Linked DNA regions of Mus musculus: region 2 is linked to region 1. The links are chromatin contacts, found by Hi-C or POLR2A ChIA-PET in ENCODE. All regions are on one chromosome and are shown on one strand. Each heading gives the region's core, a stretch centred on a gene start or an enhancer-like site at or near the end of the contact. The rest is flanking DNA. Distances are from core to core; before and after follow the strand shown.

What was found. Hi-C counts contacts between places; a loop is a spot of excess contacts on that map. ChIA-PET counts read pairs that join two places held with the same protein, here RNA polymerase II (POLR2A).
Region 2: a loop to region 1 is called in a map of gastrocnemius, with 2.0 times the contacts of the local background. The contact joins two enhancer-like sites. A Hi-C loop is called at or near these places in 1 of 37 maps with a recorded cell type or tissue (gastrocnemius). POLR2A ChIA-PET finds 5 or more read pairs at or near these places in 1 of 5 experiments (embryonic stem cell).

Annotation. Positions count from the first base shown.
Region 1 is chr1:127,988,780-127,991,974 of GRCm38, forward strand. All of the region lies in intron 11 of Zranb3 (zinc finger, RAN-binding domain containing 3), which reads right to left. Among named protein-coding and RNA genes, the nearest start is that of Gm28800, 30 kb to the left of the region's middle. Within about 2 kb of position 1,771, at least 3 of the 3 ENCODE cell types and tissues checked have a DNase peak (open chromatin) inside an H3K27ac peak, as active enhancers do.
Region 2 is chr1:128,078,157-128,081,351 of GRCm38, forward strand. All of the region lies in intron 2 of Zranb3 (zinc finger, RAN-binding domain containing 3), which reads right to left. Among named protein-coding and RNA genes, the nearest start is that of Zranb3, 23 kb to the right of the region's middle. Within about 2 kb of position 1,680, at least 1 of the 3 ENCODE cell types and tissues checked has a DNase peak (open chromatin) inside an H3K27ac peak, as active enhancers do.

The DNA.
Region 1 (3,195 bases), core at 521-3,020:
ATGACTCATTGCAAGTGAAGATGTGTGGACAAGAGGGTGTACAGCTTCCACCATGAGATGTATTTTCATGCTTTATTTTGTACTTTTGTTTTTATTTTCCTTTGGAGAGGAGGCTACAAGGGCAGAGGATGGATACAAAGGGACAGGGAGAAGAGTGGGGCAAAGAATCAATAAAGCGTTAAGAAAGGGGCTGGAGAGATGGCTCAGCGGTTAAGAGCACTGACTGCTCTTCCAGAGGTCCTGAGTTCAATTCCCAGCAACCACATGGTGGCTCACAACCATCTGCAATATGATCTGATGCCCTCTTCTGGTGTGTCTGAGGACAGCTACAATGTACTCATATATACATTAAATAAGTAAATGAGTAGTTAAAAAAAAGTTTAGAAAGCTGAAACAAAACAAAAATCAAAATTATAATTTAATTACCAAATGTTTAGGGAGATTTAGCAGAAACATTACACAATATTCACTTTCCTGACGAAATTTTTATTTTACTGTTTATATACTTAGGAATTTTCCCTAAACATTATTGGTCAGTGTGCATATTTATAATCACTACTCAGAATTCCCTGCAAAAGAGTGTTTATTTGAGACCCCCCCCCGCCCCCAATGTTGAACTCTTTACCTCGGTGTGAGGTTAGGAAGCAGCATCTTGGGGAAGTGATTAAGTCATGAAGGTGGGGCCACGTCCACCAGATTAGTGACAGAATGCACTGCTATTTATTCCTATGGTATTTTGTTGTAGTAGCTCAAGTTTCTTAGAAAGTGATGTCCCAAAAGGGTGGTTGCTGCCTGGAGGGGTGGGAGGGTTACAAAGCAGGCGATGGGTAGAGACTGGGAGCCTCAGGGTGCATGCTAGGTAATCCCACAAAGGGAATTCAGAGGCATTCCAAGTCAACAAGGAGTGCAGCAGAGAAGTATCTCTCTTCTTAGGGGAACACTGGCAAAAAAGCAGGGGGAGAAGGGATGGGATGGGGGTTCCCAGGCGGGAAACCAGGAAAGGGGATAACATTTGAAATGTAAATAAAATATCTAATAATAATGATGGTAATAACAATAGAGAACAGCCGCATAGTCCTGAAGAGAACGTTGCTGGGGCAGAGACTGCAGAGGCCATTTGGATGAAGTTCAGATGAAAGTGAAGAACATGCTACTGGAAACTGGAGGAAAGGTCACTTTGTTCAAAAGCCAAGGACTTAACCGCATGGGCAATGTTCTAGTTATTTCTGGAAGGAAGAGCTTACAGGCAATGAGACTGCATCTTGCTGTGACTTCTGGCGGCACTCTGCAGGAGCAGCATGGCTCCTTCTGACTATCTGTGTACATGCAGGAAGAGAGATATACAGACACAGTCTCAAAGCAAAGGGGGGGACAGTTTAAATATGGGGAAATTCTTAGCTCATCAAGACAGAACAAATGAGGAGAACTGTTTTGAAGACAACACTGAAGTGTGTCCCAGTGGCCATTTGATAGAACAGATGGCGTGACATGAACTGCAGACGTAGTCAAAGTGAAAGGCTGACAGGAGTGTGTCAGCTGGGAGGGAAGCAATCACAGACGAGAGATGGCGGAGCAAGGGCAGCCTGTCAGCCTTCTTGAGCTGCACAGAACTGGAGCACAGCAGGACTCCACAGCGGGGAATACAAAACAAGGGGAGAGGGTGACAAAGGCAGTGCAGGGATCACTAGGTGACACTCTTGTCATTGGCACTGGTAGGGTGGTGGGTGTTGTGACACACTTGCTTTTACTGGATTGTGAAAACCAACAGAGAGGGAGCAGCAGGGGGTGGGGCTGCCTGCTGCAGCTCTGCAGCACCTGTGATCTCTCTCCACTGCACAGAACCTGAAAGCCAAGGCAGGGGCGGAGCCACTGCAACTGTTTGGCCAGTGCCCAGCTGAGACAGGGGGATATCTCCATCCCAGTAGATCCGGAAGGCAGGGCTACTGCTCTCTGTGGCCTGGAGGACAGTATAGGGCCAAAGAGGATTAATAGCAGGCTTTGATATTACTCAGCTTGCCCTGTGAGGTTTAAGAATTGTCTGAGACGAGCGAGCCCTTTGTTCTTTCCTTTTTCTTCCTCTTGGAGTGTGAATGAGTATTTTAGATATCTCACCCTCAGCTGTAGTTTAGAAGTCTATAATGTAGTTGGCCTCTCAGAGTCACAACTGGGGAGGAACTTCATCTCCAGGATGAGTCCCATCCACATCTGATTTAGATAATATTTAGATTAGATATTGGAGTTTGGTAGAATGAATGAGTGCAGTTTGTGCATAGAAGCTCATGAATTTTATGGGGACAGATAATGGTTGGTTTTACATCTTGACAAACCTAGAATTACCAGGGTAGGGTGGCTGAGTAGATCAGGTTGGCCTGTGGGCATGCATTTGAGGCTTGTTTTCAAATTGGGTGGTACTATTCATGGGCTGGGCTCTGAATGGTACAAAAGTGAAAAACCGGGGCTCAAGAGTAAGCATGTGTTCATTTCTCTCCGTTCTTGACTGTGGATCTGACTGGATTAGCTGCTTCATGTCCCTGCTTGCTGTCCCCTCAGTGACTGAAGGTAACCTGGAGTTATAAGCTGAATAAGCCAGCCCTCTTTTATTAAATCAGAGCAATAGAAATAAAACTAGGACAAGACAGAATAAAATGTAATAGACTAAAAATGTATGACTCTCCAAAATTCATTTACTGAAACCTAATGACTGATGCGAAGGTGTTAGGAGGAGACGATTAGTCATGACTAGAGCGACCTGGGAGGAAAGGGTTATTTTGACTTACACTTCCATTATCACTGTTCATCATCAAAGGAAGTCAGGACAGGAAATCAAATAGGGCAGAAACCTGGAGGCAGGAGCTGATGCAGAGGCCATGGAGGGTGCTGCTTACTGGCTTGCTCTCCATGGCTTGTTCAGCCTGCTTCTTTATAGAACCCAGGACCACAGCCCAGAGATGGTCCTCTCGCATCAATAACAAAGTAAGAAAATGCCCTACAGGCCTGCCTACAGCAGGCCTTATGGAAGCATTTTCCCAATTGAGGCTCCCTCCTCTCTGATGACTAACTAGCTTGTGTCAAGCTGACATAAACCTAGCCAGCACAATACCTCACAAATGAGATCACTGTCCTTATAAAAGAAGAGCATGAGGACCCAAGAGGAAGTCCTGCCCAACTTGACCATGCTGGCTCCATGATGGCACA
Region 2 (3,195 bases), core at 430-2,929, 89 kb after region 1:
ACGAAGCTCTTTGGCTTCAAAGAAGCACTCCAGTATATTTTAATGCTAAATAATAATTAATTTAGGAAAATATATTTAGAAAATATGTAAACTGTAACAAAACATAACTTTATTGTTTAAGATTTTATATTTGATTCTATGTATGTGTGCATCCATGTGTGTGTATGTGCATGTAAGTATATGTGCCAGTGGGTGGTATTAGATACCCAGAGCAGGAGTCAGAGGCAGTTGTGATTAATGTGGGCACTGGGACCCAAACCCAGGTCCTCTGGAAGAGTAGCAAGAACTCTTAACCAGTCTCACTGTTCAGTTCTGGTTGTCCTAGAACTTACTATGTAGACCAGACCTGGCTGGCCTTGAATTCATAGAGAGTTTACCTCTCTGCCTCCCAAGTGCTGGGATTAAAGGAGTGTACCACTTCCTCCAGTGAGATTTAGTTTAAAAAAATTGTCATGAATTTATACATAAAGGAGCACTTGCCTCTACAGCCAAAGAGAGATAAAGCAGAGAGAGGTACAGGAGCTCAGAGACTATTGGCAAAATTGATAAATAAATGAGAAGTCAGCAGAGAGGTCACAGATAAACTCACATAATTGAAATGAAGTCCAGTCCAACTTCCTGGTGCTTGTTCCAGTGCAGCTACTAAGGCAAAGCCAAATGGAAACTGGAGTGGGCTAGAAACTGTGCATGATCCAAGGCAGAGTCCTGGAGCAGGAGTGTAACCTCCTCACAGGAAAGGGCAAGCGGGTCATGTTAGCACATTTAATAGGGTCAGAATCTTACAGAGTAAGTACCTGGGAGCAGAACAGAGCAACATGAAGTCAGAATGTTAGCCAATAGCTAGGCAGGACTGACCATTAGTTTTTCAATCAGTTACATATTTGAATATGTGTTATTTATATATTATTATGTATTATAGATGACCTTAAACTCTAATCCTACTGCCTTGACTTCCCAAATCCTGACATTGGTCAAACCAAGCATTTTCGAGGAAAAAGAAACCAAGACATACTGCATACTTTGGATGTGGCAACCTTCCATCTGCTACTTGATAACTGTATATTAGCAATTTTTTTCCATAAGGAATTTTCTAACTTCCCAAATATGCCCAGAGCCAGTATATCAATTAGAAAATGTGTCTTGGTTTCTTTTTCCTGGAAAATGATGGGTGTGGTCAACTTAGAGGCCTTACAGACAGTTGAATCATAAATTCCTATAATCTCAGGATTTAGGAAGCCAAGACACTAGGATCAGCATTTAAGGTCATCCACAGGGCTGGAGAGCTGGAGAGATGGCTCAGCGGTTAAGAGCACTGACTTCTCTTCCAGAGGTCCTGAGTTCAACCACATGGTGGCTCACAATCATCTCCAATGCCCTCTTCTGGTGTGTCTGAAGACAGTGACAGTGTACCCACATGCATTACATAGATAGATAGATAGATAGAAAGAAAGAAAGAAAATCAGTTTAAGGGGAAAAAAAGGTCATCCACAACTACAAAGTATATTTGGGCCAGTCAGAACTACAGAAGACACTGCTCCAAGCAAAAGACATAAATAAATCAGCTGCAATTTACAGAAAAAAAGAAAATGTGAGGCAATAGCAGATCAAGAAAAAGAGATACATAAGGCTTACCAAGGCTGCCAAGATGGGAACTGACAAAGAAACACGGCTCACTCTGAAGGGAAAGCTAGTGAGCTGTCTTACTAACGCTGAGAAGAGACGCCAGGACCAAACTGAAAAAGGAAGCATTTAATTGGGGGCTTCCTTACAGTTTCATCAAGGGTTCCTTCATGATCACCATGGTGGAAAGCTTGAAGGCAAGGAGACAATAGCTCCCACCAGAGTGTGTGTGCACAAAGACGCACACATAGAAATAGAAATAGAGACAGAGAGAAGCTGGGCCTGGCATGGGCTTTTGAACTTTAACCTCTACCCTACTCCCTCCCCTGGCTGACACCTTGCCTCCAACAAGGCCATATCCCCCAATGCTTCCTAACCAAGCCTTCAAAAATATTAGCTTATAGCCAGGCGTGATGGTGCACGCCTTTAATCCCAGCACTCGGGAGGCAGAGGCAGGAGGATTTCTGTGTTTGAGGTCAGCCTGGTCTACAAAGTGAGTTCCAGGGCAGCCAGGGCTATACAGAGAAACCCTGTCTCGAAAAACAAAACAAAAGAAAACAAAACAAAAAAATTAGCTTATGAGGGCTAATCTTTTTTTTTTTAATGAGGGCTAATCTTGTTCAAAACATTATATACACTAGACAAAAATTAAATTAAAAAAAGAAATTAAAAAGAAAAGCACTGTGGTGAGCAGTGTTGGCAAATTTAGGAGATGAGTTGATTAGGAGCAGGTGTAATGTGATTGATGGACATATTCAATGGTTACAAAACCTATCAGAGCTTTATCACGTGTGTGTGCGCACACACACAAACACACACACAATTAAATTAACTCACATGTGTGTATCGTGATTATTAATTAGGTAGGAGAGAGCCCAGCCAACTGTGGGTGGCACCATCCCCTGAGCAGGTGGTCCTAGGCTGAATGGAAAAGTATGAGCCTCTGAGGCAGCTAGCAAGCAGAATGCTTTCATGGTTTTCACTTCAAGTTTCTGCTTTGACTTCCTTCTTTCAATGAAGTCTTTGATCTGGAAGTGTAATTCAAATAAACACTTTCCTCCTGTAAGTTACTTTTAGCCAAACTGTTTTATCACAGCAACAGAAAAGAAACTAGAACACTAGAAAATAAAATAGCCTTCAAGTATATAAACAAATACAGAAATAAAGGCAGAACTAAAACACAACATAAAACAAGATACCACAGACTTGAACTGGATTTGCTAAGAATTTAAAAATATACTGCTGAAACTAAGAGCAAAGTTCACAATATTCCTGTTCTCTAATTGCAGGAAAGGAAAGGACTGGCTGTTCTTTGACATTAGTCAGCTAATCCCTGAGCTGGACACAGAAACCCAGCCAATCCTCAAACCTTTTTGTTTATCCACGCTCCCCAAAGCATGGTGTGATGGCAACTGTTCTTTGTAAAGAATACAGCCTTCCCAAGTGTGAGCAACACAAAATGAGTGGCTTTGCTTTCACAAACATAATAGTTCCCCCCACCCCTGGACAGAGAGTAGTAAAAGGGAGTAAACTAGAGTGAAGGTAAGCACACACATGTGTGCATGTGAAATGTAT